2 separate regions of the Homo sapiens genome follow, and region 1 is linked to region 2. Evidence: read pairs that join two places in POLR2A ChIA-PET (ENCODE). Cell type or tissue: GM12878. All regions are shown on one strand. Each heading gives the region's core, and the rest is flanking DNA. Links, peaks and the distances in the headings are about the cores only.

What was found. Peaks named below come from ENCODE experiments on the same cell type or tissue, not always from the same donor. Only the 100,000 strongest peaks of a DNase experiment are listed, where the experiment ranks them.
Region 1: POLR2A ChIA-PET joins it to region 2 with 5 read pairs; 2 of 35 experiments call an interaction of 5 or more read pairs at or near these places.

Annotation. Positions count from the first base shown.
Region 1 is chr6:21,641,632-21,654,038 of GRCh38, reverse strand. No RefSeq gene overlaps it. Among named protein-coding and RNA genes, the nearest start is that of CASC15, 19 kb to the left of the region's middle. RefSeq lists an enhancer at 4,614-5,114 and a silencer at 5,254-5,454. In GM12878, for the core only: no CTCF peak of the experiment used is centred there; a DNase peak (open chromatin) is centred at 5,257.
Region 2 is chr6:22,642,620-22,655,026 of GRCh38, reverse strand. It overlaps LINC03005 (long intergenic non-protein coding RNA 3005), which reads left to right. Exons shown (of 3, transcript NR_134614.1): 3 at 11,009-11,517. LOC105374973 (a long non-coding RNA gene) reads right to left here and starts at 11,007. Exons shown (of 5, transcript XR_007059497.1): 1 at 10,801-11,007; 2 at 6,987-8,196; 3 at 1-1,150. In GM12878, for the core only: no CTCF peak of the experiment used is centred there; no DNase peak of the experiment used is centred there.

The sequences.
Region 1 (12,407 bases), core at 1,463-9,462, 1.0 Mb after region 2:
GAGGGCCTTTTTTCACTGGCTACGTGAATGACATACCTGGTCAAACTAATCCCCTGAGCCCCATGCAAATCAAACACCGCCTCCTCCAGCCTCTTCATATACCCAGCTGGTATCTGTGGCACATAGGGTCTCCTCTCTCAGCTTTGGAGCCCCCCTCCCTCTGTCTCTGTATGGTGGAGCTTCTTCCATCTTCTCCTTTCCTTCTTGCCTATTAAAATCTCTGCTCCTTAAAACCACTCCACGTGTGTCCGTGTCGTTTTATCTAATCCGACTCAAGACGAAGAACCCTGGTGTTCCTCCACTCATTGGAGCCGAATGAAAAGCGTGTTTATTAAGGAGAATTGACTCACATGATCACAAAGTGAAGGAGTCCCACGATAGGCCATCTGCAAGCTGAGGGGCAAGGAAGCCAGGAGTGGCTCCATCCAAGTCCCAAAGCCTCAAAAGTAGGGAAGCCGACAGTGCAGCTTTCAGTCTGTGGCTGAAGACCAGAGAGCTCCTGGCAAACCACTGATGTAGGTCCAAGAGTCCAAGGCCAAAGAACCTGGAGTCTGACATTCTAGGACAGGAGGCATCCAGCGTGGAAGAAAGATGAAAGCTGGAAGACTCAGCAAGCCAGCTTATTCCACCTTTTCCTGTCTGCTTTTTTAGTTGTGCTGGCTGCCAATTGGATGGTGCCCACCCACACTGAGGGTGGGTCTTCCACTCCCAGTCCACTGACTCAAATGTTAATCTCCCCTGGTAACACCCCCACAAACACACCCAGGAACAATACTTGGCATCTTTAGATCCAGTCAAGTTGACACTTAATATTAACCATAAAAAACCCTAACCCCCAGTGTGACTATATTTGGAGACAGGAACTCTAAGAAAGTAATTAAGGTTGAATGGGGTCATAAGGGTGGGGCCCTGATCCCCTAGGATTAGTGTCCTTATAAGAAGGGACAGGCCAGGTGTGGTGGCTCACGCCTGTAATCCCAGCACTTTGGGAGGCAGAGGCGGGTGGATCACGAGGTCAGGAGTTCGAGACCATCCTGGCTAACACGGTGAAACCCCCGTCTCTACTAAAAATACAAAAACTTAGCCGGGCGTAGTGGTGGGCGCCTGTAGTCCCAGCTACTCGGGAGGCTGAGGCAGGAAAATGGCATGAACCCAGGAGGCGGAGGTTGCAGTGAGCCGAGATCGTGCCATTGCACTCCAGCCTGGGCGACAGAGCGAGATTCCGTCTGAAAAAAAAAAAAAAAAAAGAAGGGACACCAGAAATATCTCTCTCTCTCTCATGTCCTCTGTCTTTCTCCATGTGCATGCACAGACGAGAGGCCATGGGAGGACACCGTGAGGAGGTGACCATCTGCAAGCCAGAAAGAGAGCCCTCACCACAAACTGACCTTGCCAGACCTTGATCTGGGACTTCGAACATCCACAGCTGTGAGAAAATTAATGTTCTGTTGTTTAAGCCCCCTAGTCTGTATCTGCAATATTTTGCTATCACAGCCTAAGCAGACTAATGCAGGCTCCAAATTGGTTTCCTTCTCCATAATTACCCTAGCGCCATGTCCAAACCATCTGAAGCACTATTCCAGAGTGACCTTTATAAAAATGCCATTTTGATCACATTATTCCTATATGTAAGAAAAAAAAAATCAATCAATGGCTGTCTCCACTGCCAGAGTCCAAACAGTTTCCTCTCTAATGGCCTTATCTACCCTCACTACATCATTGCCTACCATCTCCCCTCCCCACACATCAACGTCTCCATCCAAACAAAATCACTTGTAGCTCCCTGAATACACCTCTCCTGTGTTGTTCTGTCTGTTACCCCTCCACTCCCCAAGGCCCAGGCCTAGTGAAGGTCTATTTTTTAACTTGGGCTTGCCTTCTCATTGGAGCCTTTCCTGATCTTCAACTTCCAAGGAACTGAACTCTCCCCACACTCCATGCCACTATTGTACCAAATTTGTCTTCATTACAACACTTACACACCGATATGGTTTGGATCTGTGTCCCCACCAAATCTCATGTGGGGTTGTAATTCCCAGGGTTGGAGGTGGGGCCTGGTGGGGGGTGATTGGATCACTGGGGTGGAGTTCTCATGAATTGGTTACACCATCCCCTTCCTGCCGTTCTTATAATAGTGAGTGTAAGTTATCATGAGATCTGGTAGTTTAAAAGTATGCAGCACCAGGCTGGGCCTATAATCCCAGCACTTTGGGAGGCCAAGGCGGGCGGATCACCTGAGGTCAGGAATTTGAGACCAGCCTGATCAACATGAAGAAACCCCGTCTCTACTAAAAGTACAAAATTAACCGGGCATGGTGGTGCATGCCTGTAATCCCAGCTACTCGGGAGGCTGAGGCAAGAGAATCCCTTGAATTAGGGAGGCAGAGGTTGCAGTGAGCTGAGATCGCACCATTGCCCTCCAGCCTGGGCAACAAGAGCAAACTCCATCTCAAAAAAAAAAAAAAAAAGTACGTAGCCCTCACTCCACCACCCCTCACCACCCCTGCCCCCGTCTCCCTCCTGCTCTGGCCATGTAAGATGTGCTTGCTTCCTCTTCACCCTCTGCCATGATTGTAACTGTCCTGAGACCTCCCCAAAGGCCAAGCAGATGCCAGCATCATGCTTCCTGTACAGCCTGAGGAACCGTGAGCCAATTAAACCTTTTTTCTTCATAATTACGCAGTCTCAGGTACTTATTTATAGCAACGCAAGAGCGAACTAATACACACAGTCTGGCGTTTTCTATATATGTCTTCCATACTAGGGTGTGTGCCTTATTTATCGTTGTATTTCTGCTACCTAGCATAGTGCCTGGCACACAACAGGCCTTCAATGCAATGTTTGTTTAATTTGAAGAATGACATGAAAAGACTGGGGAACAATACCAAGACAGTGTTTCCCCTTCTACCAGGTCAAAAATATGTGGCCTTCTTTTCATCCTTGTTGATGTTGATCTTGATAGCATTATCTCATCACTCTAATCTGCTGAGAATCTGTTTGTTTGTTCTGGCACTTAGATCTAATATGATAAATCTGCCAATCACAAATTCCATATCTTTAGCCAAGTCATTGATTTCATAAAGGGATTAATAAGTTCTGGTGAGAGCCCTGAGGAAGGACGTTAAAAATTTCCCTCTACTTTGATATCAATCCATTATCTAATTACCTTCATAGTTCACCTGCTTACTTATCCAACAAATTCTATTGCCATCCAACCCATTATACTCTTTTTCCCTAAACTGTATCTGCCTCAGGGAAACGTGCTCGGAAGAACATCGGACCCATCGGGTTATGCTTTCAAGGTAAGACCATGGTAAGGTAACTGCTCTTCTCCCACCCCCTGCTGTGTCTCCATACACCGTTATTTATATAGTCTGCATACACGGAATTTGATAAACTTTACTATAAAAACTTAGCATTTTAGCTATGTTTTGAAATTGAGTTTGAGCTCAAATTATATTATATTCCCATTATTTTCGCTACACATGAAATTAGAACTTCAGAACACAGATCCTCACTGACCCCTTGTAGAATGTGCCTTGGTATTACACCATTGGCCTTTACTAAACGATATCAAAGAACCAGAGACATGAAAGCTCTTTTTGTGTCTATTGTAGCGATGTTGCCAAGGACATTTTTCACTCTCTCGTACCATGTCCTCTTTATGAGAATCCATAGGATAAATATTTCACAGGTTTTAGGATCAAAAAGTGTTTCACCTATAGTTTGGCTTTAATCTTATGGATAAATCTTGCAATTAATCAGGTTCCCTCTTTGCTTTACTCCTCAGAAGCATAAAGTCAGATTTGCTGCTCTTCTCTGGCATCTATTCAAGGTGAGAAGGTAAACATTGTGTATGCTAATCTCATCTCTTCTTTCATTAATTTAGTTTTCCTACCCTTAGTTCCTATAGAACAGTTATCTCAAAAATTCAGTTTTATCTTTTACATTTATGTAAAATGTAGCACATGAATCAGGGCACAAATAATTTTCAGTCTCTTTTTACAAATAGGGAAATTGAATGCCCTGATAAGCTGATAAGCTTAGGGAAAGGTGTTTTATGACTGATTAACCCAGTGATGCCTAGCTTTTCAAATTGACCTTTTGTATTTGCTAGCTGGAATGACAAGCATGGCCTGGTTTAGAATTATTTCAATTTAACATTTGTGTTCAATTCTTTTTATGTTCACGCTATGGCTACCTAATGCCAAAACATTTGGACAGCAAGTCAAAATTTCAGTTATCTTGGTGGTGGTCATACCTTATTATTCCTTCTTACATTCATGTGATTGATCGTTTTTTTCCTCTTTACACAAAAGTTTTAGTGTCAAGACCAGTCATGAAAGTTCAAACATTATATGGTGTAAAGAGTGTAGGCCGGCGCGGTGGCTCACGCCTGTAATCCCAGCACTTTGGGAGGCTGAGGCGGGTAGATCACTTGAGGTCAGGAGTTTGAGGCCAGCCTGGTCAACATGGTGAAACCCTGTCTCTACTAAAAATACAAAAGTTAGGCCGGGCGCAGTGGCTCACGCCTGTAGTCCCAGCACTTGGGGAGACCGAGGCGGGCGGATTACGAGGTCAGGAGATCGAGACCATCCCGGCTAACACGGTGAAACCCCGTCTCTACTAAAACATTTTTAAAAAAATTAGCCGGGCGTGGTGGCGGGCGCCTGTACTCCCAGCTACTCAGGAGGCTGAGGCAGGAGAATGGCGTGAACCCGGGAGGCGGAGCTTGCAGTGAGCCGAGATGGCGCCACCACACTCCAGCCTGGGCGACAGAGCGAGACTCCGTCTCAAAAAAAACAAAAAACAAAAGTTAGCCAAGCACTCACAGGTGGTGAGTGCCTATAATCCCAGCTACTTGGGAGGCTGAGGCAGAAGAATTGCTTGAACCCGGGAGGCGGAGATTGCAGCGAGAGAAGATCGTGCCATTGTGCTCCAGCCTGGGTGACAAGAGTGAGACTCGGTCTCAAAAAACAAACAAACAAAAAAAGAATGTTAACTCAGGACCCAGAAGTCACAAGTTCCAGTCCTGCTTGTACTAAGACTTGTGTTGAGGCACCAACCTCTCTGCGTTTACATTTCCTCAAATCCATGAAACAATGGTAATGCCTCCCGGGCTCTGTAGCTCAACAGGGAAAATAGATGTAAAAGCACCTTGAGAAATAAGTGCTAGATGATTATCAGAGAAAGGCTTTGAGTCAGAAAACACATTATTATCATCTCTACATAATAATACTTTATATACAAAGCTTCTGACTTCTCTAAGTGGAGCGGGTCACAGGAAGCATAAATACACATTCACATGTAGGTTGACAAGTCAAAAAAAAAAAAAAAAAAAAAGCACAGTGCCTTACCATTTTAGCCACAGAAATAAGGAAGTGAGGTAGTTTCCTAGAGAACCCCTACATTCAATCAGCCAGGTTCCACTATTTCTTTGCTGTATCTACATTGTGCTTTTTATTTTTTAATTATAAACCAGATATAATGTAAACATTGCCATTTTAACCATTTTTAAGTGTATAATGCAGTGGCATTAAGTACATTCACATTGTTGTGCAACCATCACTGCTATCCATTTCCAGAACTTTTTCATCATCTCAAACTGAAACTCTATACCCATTAAACAATAACTTCCCAATCAGGCCGGGCACAGTGGCTCATGCCTGTAATCCCAGCACTTTGGGGGGCCAAGGCAGGTGGATCATCTGAGGTCAAGAGTTCGAGACCAGCCTGGCCAACGTGGTGAAACCCCATCTCCACTAAAAATACAAAAAATTAGCTACTCAGGAGGCTGAGACAGGAGAACCACTTGAACCCGGGAGGCGGAGGGTGCAGTGAGCCGAGATCACGCCACTGCACTCCAGCCTGGGCAACAAAAGCGAAACTCCATCTCAAACAAACAAACAAAAAACCTCCCTAATCAGCTTCTATCATTGAAGGCTCTATTTCCAACAAGGCTCTATTTTAAAGGTCTTTGGTCACATGCATGGCATTTTTACCCATCACAAGGTTAAACTCCCTTCTATATATGCTTCTCATTTTCCCTTCCATGAAAAGTGGCTTTTTATCCAAGTACTGGGTTATTTTTGTCCTCTGATACTCCTCAATTTTTAAAAATATTTAGTGCTTGCTTTGATGTTTTGGGCATAAGTGAGAATACAGCATGTAAATTCAAACCTTAGCTTGGCCAATTAGTATGCCCTGCTAATATACTAATCTCATGGATTTGGCCTTGCTCTTTCCATAGTGAGACTGCTTTTGTCTTAAGCCCTGTCCACTCTGAAGCCCTTGTGACCTGGGTCACATGGAGGACAAAGGGAAGCAGTATGGGCAAATCAATACAAACTCACTTGAAACACAAGTTCATTTATGAAGGTTAATACATTAAATAGAGACATAAATCAATTTCAGGCACAGTCTATGAGCTCCTTGAGAATCTGTATTATTTACTTGTGTGTAGCCTCTGCTGACAGATGAAAGGTCCCTATTAAACATTTGGTTGAAACAAATTCAGAAAAAAACCCTCATTTTGGACAAATTTTATAATACAATTTAAATGCATAGGGAAACTAGAAAATATGTTGTAAAATGAGGGAAGAAAAGTATTTATTATAGGCTTATAATGTGCCAGATAATTATGCTGTCTCAATATTAGCAATTTCATTTAATGCATACATTACCCCCAAAAAGGTAGGCATTATCTATCATGCCCACTTCTTGTAGAAGTGAAGCAACTTGCTCAAGTTCATGGAAGAGTGAGGGACAAAACTAGAATTCAAATCTAGATACACCTCACTTGAATTCTCATCTATTTTTCATTTCTGTACTGAGATCACTAAAATCATTTGAGAGAAGAATGTACTATTCAATCTTTTTCTTTTCTATGAAATGGCTAGTTGAACTTTGAGCTCTTGATTATAACTAAAAGGAATAGATGGTGGGTTAGTTAGAACTCAGAAAATTCAGAAGTGAGCAGAGATACTGCAATAACATACCACTCCTGGTTAGCCTCTATAACTCATGCTTGACATATACCCCAGCATGAGGAAAAATTAACTCAAGCTTGACATATACCCCAGTATAAGGAAAAATTAACTCATGCTTGACATATACCCCAGTATAAGGAAAAATACTACTTACTAGCATTTAGTATTGGAGACCAGGTGCAGTGGTTCATGCCTGCAATCCCAGCACTTCAGGAGACTGAGGTGGGTGGATCACTAGTTGGAGACAGGGAAACACCATCAAGATGTGGTACAAAACGCAGGCCTGAGAATTATCCCCACAGGGGTAAGGGAGTAGGGTATTTATACAGCAACTCTTGAGAATCGTTGTTAGAGAGCTGATAGAAAGGGTATTTATTTCCCAACACTTCCAGCTTGCTGTTCCAGGAAGAAAAAAAAAGTGGAATACTGGCAGCTGCACGTCAGCCAGAAAACACTGAAAGGTCCCAGGGAAATGTGTGGGCCACTGACACTATATTCAGTTAAGGAGCAGAGTAGACCACAGCTAATGACAGGAATTATAAAGTAGAAGAAATACCAAAGGAAATATCCCAGAATGAAACAGATAAGGATTAAAACATACAGAAGAGAGGCCAGGTGCGGTGGCTCACGCCTGTAATCCCAGCACTTTTGGAGGCCGAGGCAGGTGGATCACGAGGTCAGGCGATCGAGACCATCCTGGCCAACAAAGTGAAACCCCATATCTCCTAAAAATACAAAAATTAGCTGGGCGTGGTGGCAGGCACCTGTAATCCCAACTACTTGGGAGGCTGAGGCAGGAATATGGCTTGACACTGGAAGGTGGAGGTTGCAGTGAGCCAAGATGGCGCCACCGCACTCCAACCTGGGCGAAAGAGCGAAATTCCATCTAAAAAAAAATAGGAAGAGAAATGAAAAGATTTAAAGGCTAGAGTGAGAAGGACAATCATACATTGCATAATTTTTCAGAAGGAAAGCATAGGAAAATAGGGGGAGAAGCAGTTTATATGAATAAAGGGTACATTTATTATTATTATTATTTTTTTTTTTTTTTGACAGAGTCTTGGTCTGTCTCCCAGGCTGGAGGGCAGTGGTGTGATCTCAGCTCACTGCAACCTCTGCCTCCTGGATTCAGGCAATTCTCTGCCTCAGCTTCTTGAGTAGCTGGGATTACAAGCGCCCGTCATCCCGCCAGGCTAATTTTTGTATTTTTAGTAGAGACGTGGTTTCACCATCTTGGCCAGACTGGTCTCGAACTCCTGACCTCATGATCCACCTGCCTTGGCCTCCCAAAGTGCTGGGATTACAGGCATGAGCTACCACACCCAGCCCATTTATTTATTTATAGATATATTTTATATATAATTTTATGATTCCACATTTGTATAAATAAATATGAGTATATAGTTATAAATTCCTGAGAATTTAGTCTTGATGAAAGACATGAATCAACAGACATAATAATTAAGTCTTCAAGATAAATAAAAATAAGTCCAGACACAACACAGTGAAACTTAAAAAACAAAATTATTGACGCAACCAGAGGGAATAATAGAAATAACACGCATACACAAAAACGTGATAATAAGAACAGCAAACTTCTCATTAACAACAGTATAGACAAAAAAAATGATATGATAATATAATCAGTGCTCAGGGAAAATAACAGAACCCTAAACCTAGTTTAACTTTCATCTAGGAATGAGGGCAACAAAAAGACATTTCAAACTAACAAAGATGTAAACACTGCCATTCACCAATTTTTTTTTTTTTTTTTTTTTTTTGAGATGGAGTTTCAGTCTTGTTGCCCAGGCTGGATTGTAGTGGCACAATCTTGGCTCCCTGCAACTTCCACCTCCAGGGTTCAAGCGATTCTCCTGCCTCAGCCTCCCGAGTAGCTGGAATTACAGGCTTGCACCACCATACCCGGCTGATTTTTGCATTTTTAGTAGAGACGGGGTTTCACCATGTTGGTCACGCTGGTCTGACCTCAGGTGATCCTCCCTCCTTGGCCTCCCAAAGTGCTGGGATTACAGGTGTGAGCCACCAAGCCCGGCCTCCATTCACCAATTTTTAACAACAAAAAAAGATGCTTGCCTAACAAGAGTAAACAAAGCAATTGCTCTGCCTTGAGAAATGTAAATAAGCATTGACAATAAAACCAAAAGCAATAATAAAAATTACTCAGGGGGTAAAAAACAAGGGGAAACTACATAACACCAAATATTGACAGACAAGATTGAAATTAAAACTTTCTAACAGGCTTTGTATAGTTCAGGAGGAGGAGGACAGAGGTGATTTAAAGTTCAATTTCAGACTGTTAGTAAAATATGAATGTTAAATATAAGGGTAGGGCTTACACTTCCTGATACCAAAACTTACTCTAAAGCTATGGTAATCAAAACAGTGCAGTATTAATGTAAATACACATAACGAGATCAATGAAATAGAATCACAAACCCAGAAAAAGACTCACACTTATACAGTCATTTGATTTTCAACTGAGGCATCAAAACAATTGAACAGGGAAAGAAAAGTTTTTACAACAAATGATGTGGGAACAACTGGTTACTTATATGGGGAAAAAAAGGAAATTAATGAAGCAGAAAACAAAGACATTACAGAGACAACCAACCTAGAAAGACTGGGACAACACTGATACCGGAAAAAAAAGAAAAGGCACGGGTTTATATGTATCTATATGTATCGTGTTTAATCATGAGAAAATACTGCATACCTCAGAGAAATTACAGGTTTAGTTCCAGACCACCACAATAAAGCAAATACTGCAATAAAGTGAGTCCCAGTTTTTTGGTTTCCCAATGCATATAAATGTTATGTTTACTCTATAACTATTAAGTGTGCAATTGCATTATGCCTAAAACAAATGTACATACCTTAATTTTAAAATATTTTATTGCTACAAACTGCTAATGATCATCTGAGCCTTCAGCAAGTCATATTCTTTTTGCTGGTGGAAGGTCTGGCCTCCATGTGGATGGCTGCTGACTGATCAGGGTAGTGATTGCTGAAGGTCGAGGTGGCTATGGCAATTTCTTAAAATAAGACAATAGGCCAGGCGAGGTGGCTCATGCCTGTAATCCCAGCACTTTGGGAGGCCAAGACGGGTGGATCACGAGGTCAGGAGTTCAAGACCAGCCTGACCAACAGGGCGAAACCCCGTCTCTACTCAGGAGGCTGAGGCAGAGAATTGCTTGAACCCGGGAGGTGGAGGTTGTAGTGAGCCAAGATCACACCACTGCACTCCAGCCTGGACAACAGGGAGAGACTGTCTCAAAGAAAAAGAAAAGACAATAAAGTTTGCCATATTGATTGACCCGTCCTTTCACAAAGATTTCTCTCTAGCATGTGAACATTTTACTCACAGTAGAACTTCTTTCAAAATTAGAGTCAATCCTCTCAAATCCCACAGCTGTTTATCAACGCAGTTTATGTACTACTCTAAATAGCTTGTTTTGTCATTTCAACAATGTTCACGGCACCTTCACCAGGAGTAGATTCTCTTTCAAGCAACCACTTTCTTTGCTCATCTACAAGCAAGTCCTCATTCATTCACGGTTAATCATGGGATTGCAGCAATTGAGACACATCTTCAGGCTCCAGTTCTAATTCTAGTTCTCTTGCTAGTTCTATCCAATCTGTAGTAGGTTCCTCCATTGAAATCTTTTTTTTTTTTCTTTTTGAGACGGAGTCTCGCCCTGGCACCCAGGCTGGAGTACAATGGCGCAATCTCGACTCACTGCAACCTCTGCCTCCTAGGTTCAAACGATTCTCCTGCCTCAGCCTCCTGAGTAGCTGGGATTACAGGTGCCCGCTGCCACATCCAGCTAATATTTGTATTTTTTGTAGAGACAGGATTTCATCATGTTGGCCAGGCTGGTCTCCTGACCTTGTGATCCACCGGCCTTGGCCTCCCAAAGTGCTGGGATTATAGGCATGAGCCACCGCCTGGCCCCTCCATTGAAATCTTAACCCCTCAAAGCCATCCTAGAAGGCTGGAATCAACTTCTTCCAAACTCCTATTCATGTTGCCATTTTAAGCTTCTCCTATGAATTGCAAATGTTCTTAATGGCATCTAGAATGGTAAATCTTTTCCAGAAGGTTTTCAATTTACTTTGCCCAGATCCATAAGAGGAATCTCTATCTATGGCAGCTATAGCGTTATAAAATGTATTTCTTAAATAATAAGACTTGAAAGTCAAAATTACTCCTTGATCGACCTGGTGTGGCGGCTCACGCCTGTAATCCCAGCATTGTGGGAGGCCGAGGGGGGTGGATCACGAGGTCAGGAGATTGAGACCATCCTGGCTAACACGGTGAAACCCTGTCTCTACTAAAAATACAAAAAATTAGCTGGGCGCGGTGATGGGTGCCTGTAGTCCCAGCTACTGGGGAGGCTGAGGCAGGAGAATGGAGTGAACCCGGGAGGCGGAGCTTGCACTGAGCCGAGATAGCACCACTGCAGTCCAGCCTGGGCAAAAGAGGGAGACTCTGTCTAAAAAAAAAAAAAAAAAAATTACTCCTTGATCCATAGGCTGCAGAATTGATATTGTATTAGCAGGTATGAAAACAATATTAATCTCCTTGTACATCACCATCAGAGCTCTTGGGTGACAAGGTGTGTTGCCAGTGAGCAGTGATATTTTGAAAGGAATCTTTTTTTCTGAGTAGTAGTTCTCAACAGTGGACTTAAAATGTTCAGTAAATCATGCTGTAAACAAATGTGCTATCATCCAGGTTTTGTTATACCATTTATGCAGCAAAGGCAGAATAGGTTTAGCATAATTCTTAAGGGCCCTAGGATTCTTAGATTGGTAAATGAGAATGAGGTTCAACTTAAATGCTCCATTAGCCTCTAACAAAAAAGCCTGTCCTTTGAAGCCAGGAATTGACTTCTCTTCTCTAGTTAGGAAAGTTCTACATGGCATCGTTTTCCAATAGAAGGCTGTTTGATCTATGTTGAAAATCTGTTTGTTTAGTGCAGCCACTTTCATCACTGATCTTAGCTAGATTTTTTGATAACTTGCTGCAGCTTCTCCATCAGCACTTGCTGCTTCACTTTGCACTTCTATGTTACGGAGACAGCTTCCTTCCTTAAACCTCATGAACCAGTCTCTGCTAGCTTCAAACTTTCTTCTGCAGCTTCCTCACCTCTCTGGGCCATCACAGACTTGAAGAGAGTTAGAGCTGTGCTCTAGTTTAGGTTTTGGCTTAAGGAGTTATTGTGGCTGGTTTGATCTACTATCCAGACCACTGCAACTTTCTCCATATCAGCAATAAAGCTGTTTGGCTTTCTTATCATTCATGTGTTCACTAGAGTAGCATTTTTAATTTCCTTCCAGACCTTTCCTTTGCATTCCCAACTTGGCTATTTGATACAAGAGACCTAGCTTTTATAC
Region 2 (12,407 bases), core at 2,786-10,785:
AGTTGTTCAATGGCAGAAGGTGAAATCAAGCTCAAGTCTTCCTAATTCCAGAATTCACATTCTCCTCCCTCTACCGTTTGGGCTCCTGGGCAACAGAACTGAGTAAGCAAATGCTCTGTGCAACTATTCCACAAAATTCTTTTTCTATGACTTGGGATTATTTAAGGGTCAGGTCCCATCAAATATCAATGTGTGGAAAGCCATGGGCAAAGCTAATCTCAGATTCTGTACTTACAAATACTCAAGTTCAGGAGACTAGTATGTTGCAGGGTTAAAACCGGGATCCAGGTTTACCTTCATCTCTAACCCTCTTCTCCCTCAGGATGAAGGCTCAGATCAGTTTCATCTATATGCTATGCCTGCCTGACCTGGAGAACTTGGTGTTAAAGGAAATGTGTTTATCAAATGTGTCATGTTATCCTTGGAGGGCAACTGAGGATCAGAGCACAGCTGCCTTGAATTGTTCCATCGAGTTATTCCACTGCAGTTAAGTGGAACATCAAAAAACGTCAAGAAGCCTAAAACATGGAAACTTGTTTAATTTTCTCAAACAATGGCACTAACCAAAGCAAACGAAACTTTGACAAGAAAGAAGCAATTGTTTAGCCTTGTCATGTCCTCACAGTTAATAATACAAAGGGTATATTCACAGTGCAAAGATACTTTCCCTTTCTCTCAAAATAGAAGACAACGTATTGTAAGATATTTTACAGATGTCCTTCCTCATAGAACTCTGTAAACTTTACTAGCTCAAGAACAAAATCAAAGTTTCAATTCACGGGACTGATTCATCTTGCATTTTAGGTATTCTAATGGTATATTTGTACTGTGTGTTGCAACCTATAGAATAAATGTACTTCTTCTTCATGTTTCCTGTTTGCTGATGACAGATACCAGTGGCTCACCTTTCGGCCTATGAAACAATGATTTCTTTTCAAATTTGAAATCTGAATAACTATGCACCACAATAGCTGCCTTTGACCCAGAATTTTTCTCTAGTCATTATCTTCCAAAGAATTTTTCTGCAGTTCGTTATCCTCTAAGTTCTGAATCTTATCCAAAACCTGTTACAACTTAAACTTCTGGCTCCCACTCTTAAGGACTTGCTGTTTCATCAGATCTTCCTTCTCCATTTTTCCATCAGTGAAACCTAAAATAAATTCAAAATCATAAGAATGTAAGAGCAAACCTAATGTTCTGTATCATGGCATAATTTTACTTAGAGAAACCAAAATATCTGAAGGTGAGTTGTTCAAATCTTAAGTGACAACAGTTAACTTACTATGAGCAATAGAAAAAAAATTTAAATATTAGAACAAGTGCTACAAAAGAATGGACATTTTGGGACAGAAACTTTCTGTATTGGTAAATCTGCCACCCTTCTGAATAATAAATGATTTGATTTTACTTCCACAAGAATCACTATTGTGCTCCTCTTTGGCGACTTTTGGGGAATTGTTACAGTTTTGGTTAGAGTGGAAAGCACTTATACATAAATGAATTCTTTGATTAATAAAAGTATTTTATAATTTTATATGTATGCTTACCTGAGATGTTACATTACAAAACATCATTACTGGCTGGGCGCAGTGGCTCATGCCTGTAATCGCAGCACTTTGGGAGGCCAAAGCAGTCAGATCACCTGAGGTCGAGAGTTTGAGACCAGCCTGACCAACATGGAGAAACCCCATCTCTACTAAAAATACAAAATTAGCCAGGCGTGGTGGCACATGCCCGTAATTCCAGCTACTCGGGAGGCTGAGGCAGAAGAATCACTTGAACCTGGGAGGCAGAGGTTGTGGTGAGCTGAGATCGCACCATTGCACTCCAGCCTGGGCAACAAGAGTGAAACTCCGCCTCAAAAAAAAAAAAAAAAAATCATTACTTCATAATAAAGTTTCAAAATAAGCAGAAGTATGTATTTGCCTCACTTTGACAGGTCTCATTAGTTCAGGGACTCCTTTTTATATTAACTTTCAGATATGATTCCTTGTCAGGATAGAATGTTTGTGTAAAAATCTAACTCCAAAACTCAAGTAGAAATACTATTTTTACAAACTATACTCCACATCAAGATATATGTATTGTGTCCCAATGCATGGTAGAGTTCCTTATTACTTTTGACTATGTTTATACATGTGAAATCCACCCCACCATTGCCTCTTTCTTCATTCTGACCATCCTAACCCTAACCATCGGTGTGTTCTGCTGTGTGATTGATTTGGCTTCCATAATTGATTGTTATTGATTGGCCAGAATGAATGGCTCAAGCTCACATTGTGTTCCAACTCATCAACAGAGTATAGTTAACATCTACTTTGGAGCACAATTTGACTTAATTATTAAATATTGCATTTTAGCAATTGGCCGGAAAGGGGTTTATTTCTACAAGCTCAAATCTACTGCTAATTTTAAAGAAAAACTTCAGACTATAGAAACTTCAGATCCATGTCTAAACACAGCAAATAAGCCAGTCATGGTGCCTCATGCCTATAATTCCAGCACTTTAGGAGGCTGAGGCAGGTGGACCACTTGAGCTTGGGAGTTCGAGACCACCCTGGGCAACATAGTGAAACCTCATCTCTACCAAAAATACAAAAAATTAGCCAGGTGTGGTGGCATGTATCTGTAGTCCCAGCTAGTCAAGAGCCTGAGGTAGGAGGATCACTTGAGCCCGGGGGGTCCAGGCTGCAGTGAGCCGAGAGATCACGCCACTGCACTCCAGCCTGGGTGAGAGAATGAGATCTTGTCTCAAAAACAAAAGCAGAAGTAATAACAACAACAACAACAACAAAAAGGAATAAATGCACCTGATCAAAAAAAGGAGAAAAAAAGAAAAAGTTATTAATTTAAAATGCATTTATTTACCCTACTTTGTTATAGTTTGCTCTATGTTAATGTATATATATTTTAAGTCATTCTTTAGCATTCACCATCTTTACGAACATACTTTTGAAAATGGGTAACAAACTCTCTTAAAACTGCTAATGGAAGATGCCAAAGAAGAAGAGGACTCCTTGCCTCCAAACGTGGGAGAAGGCCTTAGAGTCTCCTTCGGTAACTGAGAAGCAGAATACTCCCATTGTATGAGGTTGCTTGGCAGTTGCAGCTGTCACTCAGACTTCTTATCCACACCAAGCACTTCCAAATACAGGAAAGAAATTAGACTTTGTTTCTCTACCCTATTTGGATAATAATTAAATGTTTCAACTAGAAACCTCTTCACTCTGGCATCTGAAGCATCATCTTAGTGTCAACTTCTCTTGAAAAGGGCACACACACATACACATGCATGTACTCATACTTGCTATTTTCTTTGCCAAAATGTTTACTATGTTATGGGAAAAAACTTTTTCTCTTTTCTTGAAATAAAATTAATTTCTTTTGTTTGTGCTTTCCTTCAAAATGTCAATTTGAACATTTTTCACTACTCTTCTGAAACAATTATTCTCTTTAAATCACAATTTTTACTAAAAAGCCTCTTTGCTTGAGAGATTTGGACACTAAAAGGGAAAATAATTACTTCAAAAGCTACGTGTAAATAGAAGACGATTTGTAAGCATCCCACGTGAAATTAAAAGCCCCCATGCCTATCAGACCTTGGGAAAACTAAAGGACCTTCACACCCCATAATAGAACTTAGAAACAGTAAGTGCCTCTTACTACTTTTGAGCCTGCATTTCAGCCACAATAAAGTCAACTAGTCAAACGAGTATTAACAACACATTTAAAAGCATTGCAAAAATTATAAATATCTACTATTTCGTTGGCTATTCCAACCTAGACACTATTTTCAAAATTGTGAAAGAGTAGTGTTGCCATTACTAATTTGATCAATATACCCACCTCTGCAGATTATTAAAAATAAAAAAAAAATGAGTCCAGGTAGACTGGTTAATAGGAAAGTATTAAACTGTTAATTACAGGACAATACATAAGAAACATTGTGTTTTTATTAAGCCAAACATAGATGCTTATAGTTACATATACATCTAACACTTTCTGTCTGTCTCAATTTATCTGATGCTCAAATCACCTTGTGTGCACTGTACACCATATTGTAGCTTCTCAAGTGTTGGAGTACTTGAGACTGTCATGTGCTTTCATTTAAATTTTTTAAAATTCATGGACATTTAATATATATAAAATATACCAATGCTAGGCAGGAGTCACCTGGTATTTGAAAATCATAATCAACCAGGCACAGTGGCTCACATCTGTAATCCCAGCACTTTGGGAGGTCAAGGTGGGCAGCACTTTGGGAGGTCGAGGTGGGCAGGTCACCTGAAATAAGGAGTTCGATACCGTCTGGCCAACATGATGATACCCCGTCTCTACCAAAAATACACAAATTAGCCAGGCGTGGTGGCATGTGCCTGTAATCCCAGCTACTCAGGAGGCTGAGGCAGGAGAATCACTTGAATCCAGGAGGCGGAGGTTGGCAGTGAGCCAAGATCACGCCACTGCACTCCAGCCTGGGCAACAAGAGCAAAACTTTGTCTCAAAAAAAAAAAAAAAAAGCGAAAATCATAATCAATACGTTGAAATGCTGAAGCTCAAATTCAGAGAATAGTAGATGAAAACAAGCTAAAACATATAGCATAACAAAAGATTAACTTGGCAGTGGATTTACCCTATACCAGTGGTTCTCAAAGCACGGCCAGAGAACCACAGGGTTTCCTAAGACTCTTTAAAGGTTTCAAAAGATCCAAACTATTTTTATAATAAACCAAGATGCTAATTTCTCTGTTTCACTCTCATTCTCTCACAAGTGTACAACAGAGTTTTCCAGAGTTTAATGTGTAAGATTATAACAGAATGTTTAGAGAAACAAACCTAAGAATCTAGCTTTCTATTAAGCCACACAATAAAGAAATTCATACAAATTTAAAACAATGCTGTATTAGTACCTTTTGTGTTGCTTATAGCAGAATACCTAAAAACTTATTTTAAAGGAAGTTTATTTAGCTCATGGTTCCACAGACTGAGAAATTCGAGGGCATGGCCCTGGCTTCTGGACAGGACTTTCATGCCACATCACAACATGGTGGAGAAGGGCAATGGGAAAGTAGACATGTGTGAAGAGGAGAAAACCGAAGGGCATCCTGGCTTTATAACAACCCACTACCACAGGAACTAATTCATTTACATGAGAACTAAATCAATCTTTCAAGATTGAGAACTCAGCCAGGCGTGGTGGTGTATGCCTGTAATCCGAGCTACTCAGAGGGGGATGAACTGGAAGGATCCTTTGAGCCCAGGAGTTCAAGGTTGCAGTGAGCTATGATTGTACCCCCATGCTCCAGCATGGATGAGAGAGTGAGACCCTGTGTTTAAAAAAAAAAAATGGAGTGAGAACGCACTACTACCAGAACAGCACAGAACCATTAACGGGGAATCCACCTTCATAACCCAAATACCTCCCACTAGGCCCACTTCCCAACACTGGCACATTGAGGATCAAATTTCAACATGAGTTTTGGTGGGGACAAACAAATTTTATCCAAACCATAGCAAATGTCGCTCATTTTTTTGTTGTTTTGAAAAAGTTATTTCTTATTAAAATATGCCATTTGTGTCAAGATGCAATGGGATTATTACTGTCACTTTAGAGTGAATTAGTAATTAAATACTTTAAAAATTTTCTATTTTAATTTCTAATATAAATATTGAGAGCTATGACCCACATTAACAAAAGCTTTCTTTTTTGGCGGGGGGTGGGGGGTTATTCTCAAAAATTTCCTAGCATGTAAAGAAATCCTGAGACCAAAACATTTGAGAGTGTTATTTTATAGCATTGGAATCTCAATTTATTTCTAAAGCCTCAGTTACTAGTGCTACCAGAATAAACATTAGAGTGGCACTTCTTATAAAATTCTCCCAAATTACAATTTGGAAAGATTAGATCCATATTTCTTGTATTGATTATCAACAAAATACAGTGAACAGAGTAATTTTAAATATAGGATTTAATATGATTAATTCCACCTGGTCCATTCCTGGACAGCCACTCTTCCTGAGGACCTAGCTTTGCCATTCAATGCCATTCTGCTAGGAGGCATATTGCTTGGTGTATATTACGTGCCCAAAAAGTGTTTACTGACCATTTGTTTTAAACCTGCTTCCTCATTAAAGTCTATTTGACTAAATTACTAAGTTTATTCCTTGTTTTGACTTCATAATTATCATGATGGTCAGCAAATCAAGGTTAACAGGCATTGGTGTAGTGGTCAACCTAGTACCCCCCAGAACTATCCTGGTTAAGCTTAAATCCTTACTCTAACACTTGCTCTTGTGTGAATGTGAACAAGTGCTTAAACTTCTCTGCACCTAAATTACCTCATCTGAAAATTATGAATACAAATAATACCTTCTAACGACTTTGTTATGCAGATTAAATAAACTAACACTTGTAAAAAAAACTGAAAACTGAGCTTAATAAATAATAAATGCTATATAAGGATCACTAAGTAAAATATCACCTAACTTCAACTGCTGCTCAGAACAAGTGCATGGATAAATGTGATTTGGTTATCAGAGAAGCTTCCCAGAGTTTTGATATTTAAATAGATTCAGATGCCTGAACTCTTAATTCCCACTGCTAAAAGTTAAGAGTAGCAGGTTAAACATGAGCAGCAACCATAAACACACTGAAATACTGAAAGGAGAAAGGCCATAAAGCCTCACAATGTGGACACAAAATCTTATTAGATGCACCATAGAGAAACCCAAACATATTCAACTAACAAAAATGAAATTAAACAATCAATTTCAGCAAGAAAATAGAAAGTTGGGCCAAGTCTTATACCTGAGTTTATTTTTAATTGATATGAATGACAGCATAGTTTTTAAATTATCACCTTAGTAGTGTCTTTACAATTCTAGCTACTCTTTAGAAAGTGTCCAAAAATAATGAACACATAGAATCATGTAATGCAGCCTAGCTAAAAGCAAAGAAAGAATTAGACACTTTCTAGAACACTCACCCCTTGGCTTCTGCAATTTCATGTGGGTTGATTTTCCAACTTATATTTTCCAACAAGATGAAATCCCTCTTCTACTTGCCAGACTCTAAGTCCCAAAGACGCAGACATATGCAGAATGGATGGACCGTCCTCACCAACATTGGAGTGTGCTCAATTTCCTGCAGTTTCATTGTCATCGTGCCAAATATCCCAGCCTCTGAGCTTGTTTATGATGAATGACAATGAATAACTTCCAATTTTCTTTATAGCTTTGTTTTGTTCTTTTCCTTTAAGCTTATCTGAATTCAAATAACTAAATAGGATGAAACATGTTACCAGAAAAGTTTTGTTTAATGAGCTCTGATACCACATCTCTTCATCTATTCACATTTCACTCAAATGGAATAAGATCCAGAAAATATAAGTTAAAAGACATAATTGAAAAAAAAACAGAAATGGGAATTTCTCTTGAAATGGATTACGGACTAAAACTTGCTAGAACTTTGTCACAGAAACATATTCTAGCAATGGGATGGAAAATCCTCTGGTCTGTTCCATCTCAAATGGTCACACTAGAAGGAAAGGTGCATCTATTCCACAGAGCTCACTGTTGAAGAAGCTAATTTAACTTCACGATAATATTCATCTGATGTTATCAGTAGGAAGCAACATATTGGTCTTTAGATAAATAAAATACAATAATAAATAAAGAGCTAAACATTGTTCTTCAGATGTAGTTCTTTAAAGCAATGAATTTTAAAAATCTGAAATGGAAATACAAATATTGAAGTACCTGCAAACTTAGAAAAAAAATCAAGCTTTGAGATTTGCAAACAAAATGCTTGAAATGAATTATGAAGTCCCAACATGTAGCTTTTCCCTGTGGATGTTTAGGCAGGAAAATTCCAAGTAAGGAAAGTCCATTTCTGTGATAACCATCAAATGTCTTTCGGCTTATCTTATTTATGACCAGAGGCCTTGCCATTCAACACTGAGTGTCATTCTATTTAGGGTTCCACAGTGGTGAGCTGCCATGCTTGGGGAGACGCAGCCCATAATAGCTGCTGGAGCAATAAAGGGACATCTTATGGAGAAGTTTCTCATCCCTTAGCTCTGGTACTGTTGCCCGCACAGCATCTGTCTCCTCCTTAGTCTTGTTACCACACTGAAATTGCTTTGCTTTGTTTCCATGCCAAACTGGAAAAGCTCTCAATCATTTCTCCTGCCATGTCTATAGGAAAATAGAAGCAGGCCAATCATGCCATTATGACATTGCATGACAGGCAAGGTCCATTTTACAAAGCAGTACCATAAAATGAAAAGCTTTGAACCCCCTTCCGCCTCTTACTCTTATCCTTAAAGCCAAACTAAAGTAAACCTGCAGCATTTCTGCATTTTACTCACTTTTATCAATATTATGGAAAACAGGCTTCAACACCAAATATGACCAAAGATGAAAGAAAGCTATCATTTATTGAGGGGAAAAGAAAAACTGTTTAAGTTAACAGTGATGGGCAAATTAAAGAGAATTTATTTAGCTATAGAATAATTAACCAAAATGTCTTATTAAATATCTGAAATAAAAATACTGAGGGCCGGCCGAGCACAGTGGCCCACGCCTGTAATCCCGGCACTTTGGGAGGCTGAGGCGGGCCGGATCACCTGAGGTCAGGTATCGATACCAGCCGGGCCAACATGGTGAAAGCCCGTCTCTACTAAAAATACAAAAATTAGTCGGGTGTGGTGGCGGGCGCCTATAATCCCAGCTACTCTACTCGGGAGGCTGAGGCAGAAGAATCGCTCGAACCCGGGAGGCAGAAGTTGCAGTGAGCCGAGGTCGTGCCACCACACTCCAGCATGGGCAAAAAGAGTGAGACTCCGTCTCAAAAACAAACAAACAAACAAAAAACAAACAAACAAATAAACAAAAACACTGAGGGCATGGATATGAACTAACCAAGAAAATTATAAAAAGAGTAGAAATGTTCTCATATTTCAGTTTAGCAGCAGGTTCGCATTCCCTTGTTAAAGAAGCATTTGCACTTCTGGGCTTGTGAATTAAGTGTGGAGAGGCCAGGATCTGCAGCTGAACATTTCTGGATTGGGCAGCTATATAGGAAAAAAAAGATTTCCTTCAAGCTCAACAATTTCTGTCCTCTGAATAGGGCAAATGTGTCTGAGCACATTCAAAATGTCCCTTTGCCTTAAAATGTGAGAAAATCACATTGTAATAGCAGAGAGAGGAATCTGGAGCATATTCACACATGGAATAATATCATTTGCTGACGTCAAGGTCGTGTCTAAGAGCCTACTACTTAGAATACTTGGAAGAGAACAAGTAGAAAGGTAAAGATTATCCAATGGAAAGGATGTTCCTCAAACTCTTTATGTATTCATTTCTCTTCTTGGGGAAGGAAAAATCAGTAATTTATTACGAATGCAGCATTCTCAGAGGTTTCTCCAGTTTTCTGAAGAAACAGAAATTTTCCAAAGCACTGCAGTTTATTTAAATTCTATTAAATGTCTGGTAAAATCATGAATAATATAAATATAAATAATATGCATGTGCAATAATATCTATATAATGTATCAAGAAAAAAGATTTGTGAGTATTTTCAAAGAAGTCAGGATGGTAACTTAAATTTCGAATATTGTATGTGGGAAGATATAACCAGGTGGACATACACTTTAATTAGCTAATAATATCTGTGAAAAAATTACTAGTTGATAAAATGGAGATTTGTTTTTATTGAACGTATAATAGTCAATTTAATATATAAACAGTGTAAATTGTGTAATAATACAAAAGCCTCTATTTTATACTTTCTCAATTTTTCACAACTGTACTAACACATGATAAGAAAAAATTACGCTTTTCACTTTACCAGTAAAGAAACTGAATATCCAAGAAAATAAAGTAACTTATTTAGAGTAACAGAAGTCGTAAATCACCAAATCAAGAGGAACATTTGGGACTTTAGCTTCCATTTAGAAGCTCTGCTAAATTATACCTTTTGATGTTGCTTCCCTATGTTAAATTTAAAAGATGTTTTGATCACTTAAGACAATAGTTTGTATGTATATATCTAAGTATTTATATATTCATACATAAAATTTACATATATTTATATACATAAGTGTATATACGATAGTTTGTAAGTATATAAGTATTTTTATATATAACTGTAGATTTATAGGTAATGTATTTTTTACATAGTACTATCGATTTATATACAATTTATATTATATATATATATATAAATCCTAATGGAATAAGTCACGTGTTGTTTTCTATTGGTCATATGTTAGCACAAGAATAAAACTCTACAAGGGAAAAATAGGAACACAAACTGAACCTTCAAATATAAGGAAACTTTATTACGCAGATTTTTTTGGCGCTCCTGAGATGTCTGCAGTGTTAATACCCTCCAGGTCAGGTATATTTAATGGCCGTTGGGATCAAGTGCCCTTAGTCTTGCCTGAGGCCCTCAGTTCTTCACCCAGACATTAACTGACAGAGACTGAGCAGCTCAGAAAACACTTTTACATGATAGAAGTGCTCAGTCAATAGAAGCTTCTCTACTAATGGATATACAGCACATTAGTGAGATATCCACCTACAGTTTTAATGACCTGAATCCAATCTTCTCACACTGTAAACCTATTTGAACTCTGAAAATAAACATGGGGTCAGATTTTGTTGCATGTATCAACACCAAACTTTGATTTAACAAAATCGTATTGAATAGCTACTTAGTTCTCTATATAAGGCTATATGAGGACACATAGAATGAGAATGTTTATATTTTGTTGTTCTGTAGAATGTATATCTTACCTTCTGTTATTTTCTCCAGAAACGTTTCTATCTTGGATAAAAAAGAAGGGACATAAAGTGTAAATAATATTTCTAAAGTAGCTTTTAACTCTATTTGTTTATATCAATTTCATCATCCCAACTTAGTGTATAACAATCTTAATATCATACTGTAAATTCTCCCCGGGGCCTGAAAGCTTAAGGAGATGAATAACTCCTCCCTTCTCAGGCCCAGTCCCAAGGCGCAACTTGTGCCAGCAGCCCGCGCCAGCAGCCTGCACCAGCAAAATAGCAGTAGCAAGAAGAGAGCCAGCAGAAGACACCTACCCTGGCCGGAAGACGCGTACCCCTGAAGATTGAGGAAGAGGCCATCCGGGTACAACGTAGCAGTTACGTCAGACTAAGACACTTCCTGTTTATAGGAGACTATAAAACCTTTGCCCTGTCCTCACTAGGGGCTGACACCATTTTAGTCCTCAGACCGCCTGCACCCAGGCGCTCATTAAAACAGCATGTTGCTTCCACCGCCTCATGTTGTCTGTTGGCGCGCTCTCGGGGTTCGAACCAGTACAAGAACCTTAGATATATGATACTGCACCTAATAAAAATAGTCTAAAATAACAACAGCCAATATAGGCACAAACCTGAAAGTGTCTGCATAGAAGTAACACATCCATGTACTTGATAAACTAAAGTGTAGATATTTTATGCGGAATAAACTTTGAAGTGAGGAATACCACTTGAATGTCAGCCTGTTCTTTGTGAGAAAACAATTATCCCTTCTCTTCAAAGAGTCAGGAAGGATTTACTAACAAAATAGTATACCAAGGACTGTGTGAACAGTGAAATTCAGAGGACGTGAGACCGTGGTCCTGGGAATAAATTGAAATGCATGCAATTTTGAGCAGATTTGAGAACGGTGTCCTCATTTCTTGTATATCCCCACATGACTGGTTGCACCAGCTGTACCATTTCTGTCACTGGTTTACTCATCTCCCTTTACACTATCTTGCTCCATGCTTTGCAGTGCCTGAGGCTGAAGCTCATGACTGATCATGTGCCTCTATTCCCTAGGAGTTTTACCAATGAATGCCATCTCTCCTGTTTTAAAGATGTGCAAGTAAAATCAACCAACGTAACACCTGAAGACAATAGATTCTCTAAAATGAATCTTTTAAAACAAGAGAAGTGATGTGAAGATGGAATGAGGAACGGATGGAGGCACTGTGCTCTGATCCTGTATTTTTATGTATAGAGCAAAGCTACACTGGTTGCTCAACCTAATTTCAAGGTAATGTTGCTTGCAGCTTGCTGAATTCAGCAAAACCAAATAAATAGAAACCTTTTCCTGACCCATAGGGAAAGAAACGGCACCACTGACTACATTCTCAGTGTTAATTATTTTCCACATATATTTATCTTTAATCCCTTGGTATCTGTTACTGCATATCCTCCAGGAAACATTGGTGTTAGTAAAATTCACAGAGATCTTATAAAAATAACAATAGCAAACCCTCATAATATTAATTCTAACATTTGTTGAGAACTTTCTCTTTTCCATGCTCTACATGCATTAGCTCATCTAGAACACTCATAATTATTGAACATATATAGAAAATATAAATACA